Regions from separate parts of the Mus musculus genome. Here region 1 is linked to region 2. The links are chromatin loops, found by intact Hi-C in ENCODE. Cell type or tissue: left cerebral cortex. All regions are shown on one strand. Links, peaks and the distances in the headings refer to the core of each region. The heading gives the core; the rest is flanking DNA.

The links. Hi-C counts contacts between places; a loop is a spot of excess contacts. Peaks named below come from ENCODE experiments on the same cell type or tissue, not always from the same donor. Only the 100,000 strongest peaks of a DNase experiment are listed, where the experiment ranks them.
Region 1: a loop joins it to region 2, with 9 times the contacts of the local background. A loop is called at or near these places in 16 of 42 quality-filtered maps.

What each region holds. Positions count from the first base shown.
Region 1 is chr15:31,145,387-31,152,931 of GRCm38, forward strand. No RefSeq gene overlaps it. Among named protein-coding and RNA genes, the nearest start is that of Gm32070, 13 kb to the left of the region's middle. In left cerebral cortex, for the core only: a CTCF peak has its summit at 5,626 (motif pointing left); a DNase peak (open chromatin) is centred at 5,618.
Region 2 is chr15:30,924,786-30,932,330 of GRCm38, forward strand. The region is part of intron 17 of Ctnnd2 (catenin (cadherin associated protein), delta 2); the gene reads left to right. Gm52177 (a long non-coding RNA gene) reads right to left here. Exons shown (of 2, transcript XR_003951490.1): 1 at 7,544-7,545; 2 at 4,147-5,931. Among named protein-coding and RNA genes, the nearest start is that of Gm52177, 4.3 kb to the right of the region's middle. In left cerebral cortex, for the core only: a CTCF peak has its summit at 3,010 (motif pointing right); a DNase peak (open chromatin) is centred at 3,025.

The DNA of each region.
Region 1 (7,545 bases), core at 2,242-6,241, 220 kb after region 2:
CCAGAGAACTCCTAAACCTGATAAACAACTTCAGTGCAGTAGCTGGGTATAAAATTAACTCAAATAAATCAATGGCCTTTCTCTACACAAAGGATAAACGGACTGAGAAAGAAATTAGGGAAACAACACCCTTCACAATAGTCACAAATAATATAAAATACCTTGTTGTGACTCTAAGAAAGTGAAAGATGTGTATGATAAGAACTTCAAGTCTCTGAAGAAAGAAATTGAAGAAGATCTCAGAAGATGGAAAGATCTCCCATGCTCATGGATCGGCAGGATTAATATAGTAAAAATGGCTATCCTGCCAAAAGCAATCGACAGATTCAATGCAATCCCCATCAAAATTCCAACTCAATTCTTCACTAAGTTAGAAAGGGCAATTTGCAAATTCATCTGGAAAAATAGAAAACCTAGGATAGCATAAACTATTCTCAACAATAAAAGAACCTCTGGTGGAATCACCATGCCTGACCTAAAGCTGTACTACAGAGCAATTGTGATAAAAACTGCATGGTACTGGTACAATGACAGACAGGTAGATCAATGGAATAGAATTAAAGACCCAGAAATGAATCCACACACCTATGGTCACTTGATCTTTGACAAGGGAGCTAAAACCATCCAGTGGGAAAAAGACAGCATTTTCAACAAATGGTGCTGGCACAACTGGCGGTTATCATGTAGAAGAATGTGAATTGATCCATTCTTATCTCCTTGTACAAAGCTCAAGTCTAAGTGGATCAAAGACCTCCACATAAGACCAGAGACACTGAAATTAATAGAGGAGAAAGTAGGGAAAAGCCTCGAAGATATGGGTACAGGGGAAAAATTCCTAACAGAACAGCAATGGCTTGTGCTGTAAGATCAAAAATTGACAAATGGGACCTCATAAAATTGCAAAGCTTCTGTAAGGCAAAAGACACTGTCAATAAGACAAAAAGTCCACCAACAGATTGGGAAAGGATTTCTACCAATCCTAAATCTGATAGGGAACTAATATCCAATATATACAAAGAGCTCAAGAAGCTGGACTCCAGAAATTCAAATAACCCCATTTAAATATGGGGTACAGAGCTAAACAAAGAATTCTCAACTGAGGAATACCGAATGGCAGAGAAGCACCTGAAAAAATGTTCAACATCCTTTTCATCAGGGAAATGCAAATCAAAACAACCCTGAGATTCCATCTCACACCAGTCAGAATGGCTAAGATGAAAAATGCAGGTGACAGCAGATGCTGGTGAGGATGTGGAGAAAGAGGAACACTCCTCCATTGCTGGTGGGATTGCAAACTGGTGCAACCACTCTGGAATCAGTCTGGAGGTTCCTCAGAAATTTGGACATAATACTACCGGAAGAGCCAGCAATACCTCTCCTGGGCATATAATACCCAGAAGAAGTTCCAACTGGTAATAAGAACACATGCTCCACTATGTTCATAGCAGCCTATTTATAATAGCCAGAAGCTGGAAAGAACCCAGTTGTCCCTCAACAGAAGAATGGATACAGAAAATATGGTACATTTATACAATGGAGTACTACTCAGCTATTAAAAACAGTGGATTTATGAAATTCTTGGACAAATGGATGTATCTGGAGGATATCATCCTTAGTGAGGTAACCCAGTCACAAAAGAAGTCATTAGATATGTACTCACTGATAAGTGGATATTAGCCCAGAAACAGAACACCCAAGATACAATTTGCAAAACACAAGAAAATCAAGAAGAGGGAAGACCAATGGGTGGATACTTCATTCCTCCTTAGAATAGGGAAGAAAATACCCATGAAAGGAGTCACAGAGACGAAGTTTGGAGATAGATCGAAAGGTTGGACTATCCAGAGACTACCCCACCTGGTGATCCATCCCATAATCAGCCACCAAACCCAGACGCTATTGCATATGCCAGAAAGATTTTGCTGAGAGGACCCTGATATAGCTGTCTTGTATGAGGCTATGCCAGTGCCTGGCAAATACAGAAGTGGATGCTCACAGTCATCTATAAGATGGAACACAGGGCTCCCAATGAAGAAGGTAGAGAAAGCACCCAAGGAGTTGATGGGGTCTGCAACCCTATTGGTGGAACAACAATATGAACTAACCAGTACCCCCGGAGTTCGTGTCTCTAGCTGCATATGGAGCAGAAGATGGCCTAGTCGGCCATCACTGGGAAGAGAGAACCCTTGGTCTTGCAAACTTTATATGTCCCAGTACAGGGGAATGCCAGGGCCAAGAAGCGGGAGTGGAAGGGTAGGGGAGCAGGGCAGAGGAAGGGTATAGGGAACTTTTAGGATAGCATTTGAAATGTATATAAAGAAAATATCTAATACAAATAAATAAATAAAGAGTCCCTCTTCCAAAATGACTGAAGTTTGCATCAAATTGGTATAAAACTAACCAGGACACACAATTTAAAAAAAAAAAAAAAAAAAAGATGGTAGCAGTGCCTATGGATGGTGCCCAGAGCAGCTGTCCTTCCCTATCATGCCATACTTTGACTCTGTCACAACACAGCTCCAGGGTCCCACAGTTTGGTTTCAGTCTGACAGCAATGAAGGAGGGACAGGTTGTAGCATCCATGACTGCTGGGCTTGTCGCTGGCTACAAGAGCCAGAGCTTCCACGCCAGTCACCGCTCTTGGGATCTTACAGTCACAGATAAGTCTAACCGTGCATGCTTCCAGAAAGGAGGCAGAGGGTCTTACAGTCCCTTTCTCTCCCTGGATTCTCAGACAGCCTTAGCAAGGGGTTGAGAGCAGATGTCATGTGTTTGAATGAGAGAAACATTGGTTACTTTTCTTCTCTCTGTCAGTGTAAGACTTGACAGGAACAGCTTGAAGGAGGGACTTTATCTAAGCTCAAGGCTTCAGAAGGTCACAGAACAAGAAGGCAGAGAAGGCAAAACCAGCAGGCCAGACAGCAATGGCTGACAAGAAGCAGCAAAAACAGGCTGGAACCATATGGCTAAAGCTTCATGGACTTGCTCCTAATGACCCATTTCCACCAACCAGGCCTCTCCTCTAAAGACTCCACAGTCTCTAAATGTCACCACAATTGGGAGAGCAAGCACTCAGAACATGCTCCTGTGGTGACATTTCAGCATTAAACCACAGAAGGGCCATACGGCCCCCAGAGTTTCTATTCAACCTTGCCGTCACTCTCCTAAAGTAGCCAAAAACAATATGCAAATTCACAGCCATAAATGTCACTGCTTGTGAGACACACACACACACACACACACACACACACACACACCAAACTTAAGTGTTACTAGCATAATCTTATTAAAGGGTAGAGACTTGGAAGGTGGCTAGACCACGTGTGGGCACCCCCATGAATATTTGTCACAATAACCAGGGCTTGGCCGGCACCGAGGTTTGTCAATCAAGTTTTATTGGCCCACGGCTCACGCATGCATTGCCATGTTTATAGCTGCTTTTGTGCTGCACTGGAAGAGAAGCATCACTGTGACAAAGACTCGCCATCCACACCTGAAGTGTTTACTATCTGGCTCTTCACAGAAAACACTTGCTGGGTCCTGGCCCAGGCAACAGGCCAGGCTGAGGTCTAGCTCTGCAGGCAGTGCCAGCCCTATTATCTGTGCCTGCTTGTCTGAGAGCCTCTCCTACAGGCATTCCTGGGGGGAATCAAAGGTATCCTTTCAACAATCCTTTCTCATAAGGCCAACCTACCAATGTGCTCAATGCTCTCTAAAAGCCCGCCAGGAGTCTCCGAAGACTAAGGAGAAAGCTTGTCTCCTCAGCTCCAGCACGCACCACAGGCAGCTCGGTTCTGCATCCATTGCTTGGACATTGATGACCAATACCAATGACAGGGAACCTAACAAGATGCACAGAGACGAAACATCCCTCTTAGGAAGGGCTGCCTGGAGTCATGCTCCTGTTGTTTGTGCAGTGGTGTGGGGTCTAGCATGGCTTGTTAACATGGAGTGTCCTTGTTGTTCAAGTAAGTCAAGACACCTATCTCTAGGGTTCAGGGAGATGACCCATGAGGGCCCCTGCCCATGAAGGCTCCAAAACACAAATAGGGTTTGGAGAAGAGAAATCCAGAGTGTAGGAAAGGTGGATGTGTTCCTGCCCTTTGACACCGCTCCCTGTGGATTTCTACCTGCTTCTATTGGGAACAGTGTGCTAAATACCAAGTGAGATATAAAAGAGCTATTTCATCCAAATCTCCCCGTGACGGTGAGAACATAAGGCAGCAATCCCAAGGACTTCCTCTCAGCAAAGGATGCCACAAGCCAAGGAAAAAGACAGACGGTCCACTCGACGGAGATACTCTTGCTGAATAAAGCAGCAAGGGATTAATGTCTACAATAAACAAAGAATGTCTTTAAATTGTTGTTTTTTTTTTTTAAACCAGTAGGTGTTTCTGTGAATGGGAGCTATCTGACAAGTGCACATAGAGACGACACTGAACGTTCCCTGCAATGTGGAGAAAATTAGAACAACAGTGGAAACCCAGCACCAGAATACAAGCCACCACTGGATGGGTCTCCAGCTGTAGAAGAGGGTGTGAGAAGAGACACACTTGAGAGCCAGCGAAGCCATGGAGCCATCTGTAGGGCTCCATGAAGCTAGGCATACTGCCTTCAGTCTTGGCATGAATCCCCAGTGGCTGTTCACCTAGGCATCTGTCACTCCAGGCCAAGGCTCCACATGCAAGGAAATGCATAAAGACTGTGTCTGTGGTCACATAGAGAAGAGGCAATCTGCTGCCATTTGTAAATGGCTGTATACAACGACAGCTCCACTATGAGCAGGGAGGAGCAGAGAGCTGGATGCATAAATAGCACCAGAAGAGGTCCCAGACATGTAATGCTCAATGGGGCACAGAGAGGATGAGCGTGAAGAATAGTATTCAAGTAGCTACACACACACACACACACACACACACACATGCTTGTGCACACAGATGCATATGCACACACATGCACACACATGTGTATATGCACACATATGTGTGTTCATGCACATGCACACATATGCACACATATGCACACACACACACACACACACACACACACACACCTAGACATTCTATTCAGCTCTACTTTGGGTCCCTAGAAGCAGATCCTGAGAGAAGGTTCAGGTTTTAGTGACTCACTGAGGAAGGCCTGCAAGGAGAAAGAAGGAAGGAAAGGGATAGAACAGATGAAGAGACCAGCAAGGTTATGGGGGAGGGGCTGGAAAGCTTCTTGGTATTGCTGTGGGACATCAATCATACCCCCAGACTTGTTCTCTTGCCTCAAGAGGACTGGCCTTTCACATGACTAATCACACAAGTCCTGGCTGGACTTGTGACCACTCATCAAGGGTCGCTCTCAGGTCTGGAATCAGCGGCTGTAAGAGCGCTCTGAGCCAGCTCCTGGGACAAATGAGGAGGGCACTGAGAGAGGACAAAACCACAGAAAATATAACGGAGCAGATCTCAGACAGCGGGATGGCGGGAACATGCCAGAAATAAGAATGCAGTTAACCTCAGGACCCAAGCTCCTGCCTCGTAAGTTATAATAGAGAGGGGCAGTCGGAACAGACAGTGCTCAGTGCAAACTCTGGAAGCGCCTATCAAAACTAGCAGGATGCGCGCTCTGCCACCTGCTGGCAGATGGCTCGGCACAGATTCTGTGCATCTGCAAGAAGCAGGGCTCCAGGCCCAGGTTTATCTGTGAACAAAGAACTCAGAGCGCTCAGATCCCCTCTCTGTGAGGTAAAATATCTATAGCCTCAAAACAAGCGGCCAGAGAGGGGAACAGCAACAAAAGCTAAAAGAGATTCTAAACTTCCCTCCGTGTAATCCACACAGAAAGGCAGAGCCGCAATGAAAGGCTTACTGGAGGGCTTCGCCGGGTAGGGGAGCAAGGTTGGAAGCAGCAAGCGCAAGATATTCAGGAACAGAACAGCAAAGAGATCTTTCACACAAAAATAGATGGCTTCAAGTGCAGCGAGCATTCAAACACACAGGGTTTGCTCACTTTGGGTGGCACTCTTGTCACCTTTGTGGAAGAGCTGCAGGTGCCGGTGGCTTTGTCTTGCCCAAGTAAAGCCAAAACACTTTTCAAGACTGCATCTCTGTGTTATATATGTGTCTCCCCCAAAACATGTCCACACTCAGGTGGACATGTATTCCTGCATATGGTTGCATGCTAGTTCATATACACATGCATGCATGTGCACAAGACATGTGCAGTTGTACAGGTGTATACACATGAAAGTTTGCTTTCCTCTTCTCCTCTTTTCTAAATTAAACCTTGTCTCATCGGCCCAAAGGGATAATGTTGGGGACTCTTCTGTTACACAGAAACCATCACTTTGAGCTTCTGCCCAGTTCACTTCTAAGAACTGAGACCCAGACCCAGGGGCTAGACTCAGAAATCAACCTCTGACATCATACCCAATCCCCAAGACACAGGGAGGCTTCCATATAATTTCCCAGCATGGAAACTCCCATATGCAAATTAGCTTCTGCAAATCCCTCCTCACAGACTTGTCCTGTCTGGCCATGGGTCCTACCAGATTCAACCAGTGAGATCCCATCAACTCAGGCAGCTCAGGCCAGTGAGGCTCAAAGCATGGTCCCCTAATTAACAGTCACAGCCGTGGAAGCTTTGCCGGACATGCCAGCTCTCATATCCCACCCAGGACTTAGACTCTTAAGCGGGATGGGGAAAATGAGCCTCACTGGATAAGAATGGGCTATGTCCTCAGAGGACAGCTTCCCTTGAAGCTTTGGGTCCTCAGAGAGAGCCATGGTAATGGTGCCTCTTCAGAAGAAGGAGGGAGGTAGGGGGACACTGGAGTATAGGCTCTGATGAAGAACATCTAGTTCTGACTCCTCGGAGAGCTGCTGAGCATGGACTCAACCAAAATCTCATCCTACAAGAAAGAAAACGACCTCTGTCACAAGGTCAGCCAGCGGGTAATGGGCTGGGGGCTGTCCTCCCCTCCAGGGACTTTAAGACTTGGGCAGGGCAGCTACTATTCCTCAGAGAGATCTTTTTTCAATACAGCAGCAGCTTAGAGTTGTCAGCCTCCCAAATGTTCAGCACCCAGGAACACCAGTTGGGACGACAGAGCTGGGTGCCTCGTGGCTCCTGAACTGTTCCAAGCCCTCGGGACATCAGCCCAAGAACTGATGGAGAGAAGTGGATTGGGAGGTAATCTCCTCCACCTTCTCTTTTTCTGGGGCTGCTGGAAGGAAGCAGTGCAAAGCAGGTGGTTTCCAAACAATGTAAACTTCTCTTTCACAGTTCTGGGATCATGAAGGCTGAAACCAAGGCTCTGGCAGGGCCCTGCTCCCTCCAGAATCTCTTCTAGGTTCTGGGGCTCCATGCCGCTCAGGTTCTAGATAGGTACCTCCAATCCCTGGCTCTAACGCTGCTTTCCTCCTCCCAAACATCTCTGTTTATATGTGTCCTCTCCTTTTCCTCGGAGATCATCTGTTTCTGTGGTAGGTGCTCCCAAAAGGTGCTCCTTTACAGCTGCAAAGACTGTTTCAAACATGTCCCGTGGACTAGAACTTC
Region 2 (7,545 bases), core at 1,311-5,310:
CATCCATCAAGCCACAGTAGCTCCTTCCTTGGCTGGTTCTTAATAGCAATGGTCCCTATTTAAGATGTTTCCACTTACAGCCTTTTAATTAAGATACTACGACAATAATATGCATGCAGAAAAAAAAAACTTCTTTGAATTTTGAATTTTTATTTTATCTCATGCTGATGGTGTGTCATACCATATTCTCTTCCAATACTGGGTAGTGGCATTAAGTGACAAATTCAAATCAGGCATGAAATCATGGGGAAAGAACTCATGTTCCGCCATGTGCCATGTTGCTAAGCTATGATGTTCAGTAAGTTGGGTGTCGTAAATGCATTCGCTTACAATACTGTCAACTTATAATGGCTTGTTGTGACATAACTGCAAGCCAATGAGGATCACTGTATGCAACATTGCTTACTGGTCTTGTTTCTTTCCCCTCCACTGGGGAATGAGCTAATAAGGGATGGATGCCTTGTCTTATTCTCTGATGTATTCTGTGTGTCTGCAATGGTATGTGACCCCTAAGAGAGACTTGATGAATATTGGCTGAGTGGATAGCTGAGTTACATTTAAGAAAAATGTTAAGTGAACAAATTAAAGGAAACACAAACCAGAGAAAAGGATTCCATGTTTATGAACAGCCAAAAAGTCTGTTCATTTTCTCCTTAACTGTTGTAGTTGCATGAGGGTGGGCCCTTAGAATCTCAGAAGGAATCCAGCTTTTTTCCACCATTGGTTCTGAGGTCTCAGTTTAAATTTCAGCTCTCTTGGGCTATCCCCTTAATTGGCGTGAGAGTGGGCTGACAGCCACATTTGCACTCGAGGGAAGGATCATCTTCAGAGGGCTCCATTATTAGGAAGTGGTTGACTAAGCAACGGTCACACTAGTCCATTACATCTACGGAGAAGCAAGCAGTACCACAGTCTGGAGCCTAGCTGCCTCTGTGTTCCTTGTCTTCCCATTGGGCTGTTTCCATGACTATGCATATGTCTCTGCAAACTGAGGTTGAGTGTGCTATATACAAAGGTCCTGGATTCTTCCTAATGACAGGGCACAGCAGCTAAAGTTAATGCCTATACATAACATTCTTTGCAACATTCAGAAATGTTAATTTTCCCTCTATGTGATGAAGGTTGGTTTGGGGTCGGGGGTTGGGGGAGATTAGCTTCGGTGAAAAGACTGTATCATAGCACATCCCTTTATGGTTCCATTTCGAAGCTTATTTCAGCACTGGACAGTTCCCAGAACTGCACAGTTCCCAATGGAGCCCATAGTCCTCACCCTTCACTACTCAACAGAACAGAGTCCCTAAGGCACATGTGGGCTTGCACCTCCTGACCTCTCATGTTACTTGAAGCCCGGCTTGGGTATCCCTTCCTGATGAAAGCTACTTCCCTGACTCAGAACTTTTCACATGTGCTCTAAAGCAGGGATTAATCGGTTAGGGATAGAGTTATGTTTAATTATTCATTGTTTTGAAGCTTAAATTTTATTTCCGGAATTTTATACATGATTATTTTCTTTGTAATACCTACCCTTTCCTCTACCACTCCAGCTCCTCCCATGTCCTTTCCCTACTCCCTCCCAAATTATTGGCCATAAACTCCTTAATTATTATTATTGTTGTGCGTACACATACCCGCTGAGTCCAGTTAATGTTAATAATAATTAAATCCTTTAATTATTATTATTGCAAATAAATTCTTTAATTATTTTCATATTTTATGTTTAATAAATTTTTGTGTTTAATAATTATAATTACTATGGCTGTACATGCATACACCTGCTGAGTCCAGTTAATGTTGCTAGTGTTTGTATGTGCATAAAGCTGACCGCTTGGGATTGGATAATCTGTCAGGGTGCACCCCTGAGTTGTATTTATTTTGATATTCCATGATGCCTGGAGCTTTTCTGTGCCTGTAATAGGCGCTCAGAGTACATTTGCTGAGTATATTCATCCATCAGTGATGGATGGATGAATAGTACGTTACTTATTATGAAGAGTAGATCTAGAGGGGCATTACAGGATCCCAAGTGAGGAGACGGATGAGTGGAGGGAATTGTGTGGTCCAGCCTTTACCTACAAAGTCCAGGAACTTGAGGAGATGCTGCAGGTATCCTGTCAAATCCATGATTGTAAGCAGACTCATTTAGATGAGATTTGGGATTTGGTGGGAAACAACACTTTCCACATATGACTGAGTCGCCCATTGCCGATGATGTCTGTGCTGGCAGGGCACCTGCATCCCCAAAGCATGGTGACAGAGTATCTCACTTGGCTCCCCTGAGTGATGATGGTTCCAGGCCACATCTCTGGCAGGCAAGCCAGGTCTAGAATGCCGTCAGCATCTTTCTAATTCCCTGGCACATCTCCCTGAACTGAAGGGGAGAGTGTGTCCATCACTTCATGAGCCAGGACCCCTTTGCTCTCTGACATTACCACCCCCTGGTGTTGCCACGAGAACACAACCTTTCTATATTGGTTGTTCTTCGCTTTGGCTAAACTTTTTTCTTTGTCACCCAATGGGGCTTCTCTCTGGGCACAGGCCTCCCTGCCTGTCCTAACAGCAAAGGAGGCACCGCTGGCTGTTTTTGAAACCAGCAAGGAGCTGTTTCCTACCATGTGTCCCTAAAAATGAACAAAAGTGGAGCACAAGCCCTCCCTGGGTAGCAGGCAAATGCAGCTCGTACTCCACACAATAATGAGATCTAGGCTGCAAACCCACTGCGCGTCTTTCAGTTTTGAGTCTCTCTCTTCTTTCATCAGTGGGAATGGAAGACTACTCTGTCCTAACTTTCTTCCTTTGTCCCAATTTATTTTAAATATTTAGGTTTAAAAATATTTTTGGCCATTCTAAAAACTTAATAGAGTATGCTGGCGATCTTTAAAGAATGACAGAAAATGTTCCGTATTTAACCAAAATGAATGAGGAGATGACAGAAGTAGTCCATAGGATTACAAGTTCGTCTCTCCGTACACCAGATCTTTATGCAATGAGACGGTGTACTTTCTCTGGAGGCCTGCAGGAGGAGCTGCTGTGCAGAAGACAAACGGTGGGGAATCACCATTGAGCTACTGCTGATCCGAGGGGAAACATGGCTTGTAAATGTTATCCATCCCATGAGTGAATTTTTGACCAGTATCTGCACTTAAAGAATTCAAAACCTAGCAATACTTACTTTCAGCTAAACTTTGACATATGTTCTTACCTAAACCTGAAGTCACAAATGTATGTTTTTGAGGACTAAACAGATACCAGCACCTTTGTCGTGGCCTCCGTAACAGTGATTCCTTTGAAATCATTGTGAAAACTCTATGTGAATTTGGAAGCTTAGAATTAAGAAACACCCTGGTCACCATGCAATTCCTGTTTGGAATATGGTGTTGTGCTGTGTCTCCTGGCAGAACTAAAAAGCAGAGAGCTCTACAAGGTTCTGTCCACTAATTCAGACAGATATATGCATGTATGCCTGCATGCATTGGTTATTCCCCAACCTGTGGCAGTTGATCAGATGTAGCAAAGGCTTCTGGGCCACATTAACTCCATTCTGGGAAGCAGGCCTCACAAGCAATATTCGTCACATCACACAAGAAGCACGTTCTTCATCTGTTCCCTTGACCCTGACTAATCTCTTGAGTCCAGGGAACGTCTCCAGCCTCTGGGAAACTCCAGACACTGCGGGAGGCAATGTACCCTTTTAACCCTGGGAAAGTATAAACTTCGCTTTATTAAGTAGATCTGAGGACATTTTAGAAACCTACCTTCTCTGCATCCCAAAACATGCTCTTCAGCCTAGGGCAGATGTTGTTTTAATTAAAACACGTGTAATTTCAATTAGTATTTTAAGAAGAAATCTGATTTTTCCAGACAGGGTGATTTATGAGAACATTCTCTGCTGCCTCACATTAGTAATTTGGTTTCAAAAGCCAGATCCTAGCAAAAGGAGAGCTCTGCGCTTCAGCCAAACATTTACATCTTCAGATTTTGTACCCTAACCCCCAGGACCCAGTCTCCCAAAGGCTGCTTCTCTTTCCTGTGAAACCATGACTTCTCTGTTAATGAAGTTTGGACTCTCATTGGAGAATGTTGGTGACTGGGTCTGGAAGATAAGAATGCCTTGGCAGGGTAGTTATAAATAAATCAAAGAGTCAAAAATTATTTTATTAGGTGGGAATTTAATGGCTCATCCCTTGGAAATGTTTCACATAGGTAAAAAGCAAAAATGAGAATTTTTATAGTTGCTTCCAATTCAGCTTAAAGGCTTCAGAGAAGAGGAGAGAGAGAGAAAGGGGGCAGGGTTTTGTGTTGACTAGGCACGCGTTTAATGGCTAGCCAAACAATTTGAACAAAATGCTTAGCGAAGAGGCTGTGTGGGAAATGAAACGTGAACTGTCCCCTGTCCCCATCCTGGCTGCCACCTACACGCAGTCTGGATCATGTGGGGAGCACATTTTCCTCTCTTGTTTTTTTCTTAAAAGATTTATTTATTTTTTTATATGTAAGTATGCTGTAGCTGTCTTCAGATACTCCAAAAGAGGGCATCAGATCTTGTTACAGATGGTTGAGAGCCACCATATGGTTGCTGGGATTTGAACTCGGGACCATCAGAATAGTCAGTGCTTTTAACCACTGAGCTAAGTTTTCCTCTCCAATGCCAGAAATAATGTTGTACAAAGACTTTAAAATTTTTAAGATGAGTATTCTTTTGGCCACCAGAGCTTCTGTTTCTTATTTCCCCTGCTTGATCTTGAGGAATGACCAAGCAGGTGAGTACATTTATCATTAACCAGTCAAAAGGAGTAAAATGTTGCCAAGTAGCTGCCTAAGTCATAGTTTAAGAAGGACCTGCTTTCCAGAGAAATGGTCCTGGGCCAGATGACTGACCTGCTGCTAAACTGAACTCTTGGAGGAGACAATGATGTGTCTCCATCTAAACTCTACTGAGAGATAGACTCCACTCTTTACTATAGCAATATGAAATAGCTTCTACATAGCTTCTACGATTCTGATCCTAAGTCCAGTGTGTCAAGAAGAAACAGATCATTATTTTCATGCTGCCATAAAGGAGCCAGTGGGACAATTAGTAACAGGCACGGTAAGGCAGCAGCTAGGGCAGCTCCCAGGAGCCCATCTGAAGCTCTCCTGAAAACTCTTGCACAGACTTCTGGTGTACAGAAGGGTTTTCATCTCTCACACCATGGGAAGTCCATGATCTTTTACTGTGTGACAGAAATGCCTTTCTCTTGTTGGTAATAAAATTACTTATTCAATTTTGTATAGCATGCCTTAAATCAGTATTAGGTAGAACTATTAACTTTGAAGAGTACAACAATTCAGAACACAAAAGGAGCTTCCTAATGTACATCTATCCTCTGAACCACGGAGAGTATTGCCCTTACCATCATTTGATAAAGATTTGGGACAGAATGACATGGGATGAAGAGGACAGAAGCCACTGTAGGATTGCTGATTTTAAGCAGGAAAGAGTAGTATTGCAGGTCCCGGCATTAGGGGGTATCCTGTGCTCAAGACGAATGAAAAGATAAAAATCCCAGTGGTCCTCACCTTGAGACTTGAGCAGTTTAATTTGCTTGTCAGAAATAAAAGTTATAGCCATGGAATGGGAAGGAGTGGTATTAAATTTTTAATTACGTTCACAGACAAATGTACCCAGTGCCTGTGTGAGTCAGGTCATTTAAAAAGTGACCTTATTACTTTTAAATGTTAGGAACCCAATAGTTTTAACTCTCAGCCACCAGTCAAGTTCCCTCTTCACATTCTAATTCAAACCCTGGTGTTCTCTCTCTCTCTCTCTCTCTCTCTCTCTCTCTCTCTCTCTCTCTCTCTCTGCCTGCTGCCATTTTCCCAGTGAAGAATGCATTGAAATGAAGATTTTTTTTCCTGCCTTTTCCTTCACTCCAAGGGGTAAATCTTTAAATCCTAGAAAAGAATTTAGAAATAGGCAAAATTAGTGTAAATATGACCAGTTAACTTTATAGTAGGCAGCATAAAATATATGCATTCAAGGTAACGGCTGTATGCATGAATGACTTATCATTAAAAGTATGAACTTGCCAAAGAATAAGATATAAAAAAGTAATAGGGAGCAAACGTCATCACAATGATATCTTCAAAGTACTCAAAGCTGGTAGGCAGGGGAAACATTCCAGACCCCAGTTGGGGACAAGTATATATTCTGACATATTTCCTAAGTACCTCCCACCTACGGTCATATACATACGGTGCAGTTGAGTCAAACAAATTTGTTTAGGGTCTTGTTATTTTATATAAATGGTAGACTCTGGCATCTCAGGCAGAATCTATCCTTGGGCAAGTGGCTTACAAGTTAGAGGTATTTTTGTTTTATAGATGGCTTAGGCACGGTAATTAAAACCTAAAACATAACTTTGGCCCTCCCAATTACCACGAATTTGTCTGGAATGACTCTTCTTACATTGGGGTTTCATTTCTTCATTCTGCACATATTGTTATGGTATGCCAGCTATGTTGTGTTAAACTCAAGAAGAATGAAGACTGAAGTGTGGACACTATGCCCCTCCTTAGAATTGGGAACAAAACACCCATGGAAGGAGTTACAGAGACAAAGTTTGGAGCTGAGATGAAAGGATGGACCATGTAGAGACTGCCATATCCAGGGATCCACCCCATAATCAGCATCCAAACGCTGACACCATTGCATACACTAGCAAGATTTTATCGAAAGGACCCAGATGTAGCTGTCTCTTGTGAGACTATGCCGGGGCCTAGCAAACACAGAAGTGGATGCTCACAGTCAGCTAATGGATGGATCACAGGGCTCCCAATGGAGGAGCTAGAGAAAGTAGCCAAGGAGCTAAAGGGATCTGCAACCCTATAGGTAGAACAACATTATGAACTAACCAGTACCCCTGAGCTCTTGACTCTAGCTGCATATGTATCAAAAGATGGCCTAGGCGGCCATCACTGGAAAGAGAGGCCCATTGGACACGCAAACTTTATAGGCCCCAGTACAGGGGAACGCCAGGGCCAAAAAGGGGGAGTAGGTGGGTAGGGGAGTGGGGGTGGGTGGGTATGGGGGACTTTTGATATAGCATTGGAAATGTAAATGAGCTAAATACCTAATAAAAAATGGAAAACAAAAACAAAAACAAACAAAAAAAAGAATACAATAGACTGAATTACATAACTCCTTCAGTAGAGAATACCCCATTTCTTCAATTAGGTTGCTAAGTAGGGGACTGGGTTAATATTTAACCTTCAGTAGTACGTAAAAGAGGGCTGTTGCAAGGTTCCAGAGATTTCTACACACTCCAAAGCCCTGCCCAGCACTGACTTTCTGGACCTTTCTCATCCTCAACGTTCTTTTTTCTTCCGCTCTCCTCTGGTAGGTGAAATTTAGTTGCAGCCTCAGAACCGGGCACCCCCTCCATTTCTGCCTTCAGTAACATTGTTTCTACTGTGTGGTTCAAGATAACATTGTTTCTGCTGTGAGGCTCATTAGCTCGCACCCTTCCTGCCCACTGGGCACACCCCCTTATCTGTTTCCACTCACCT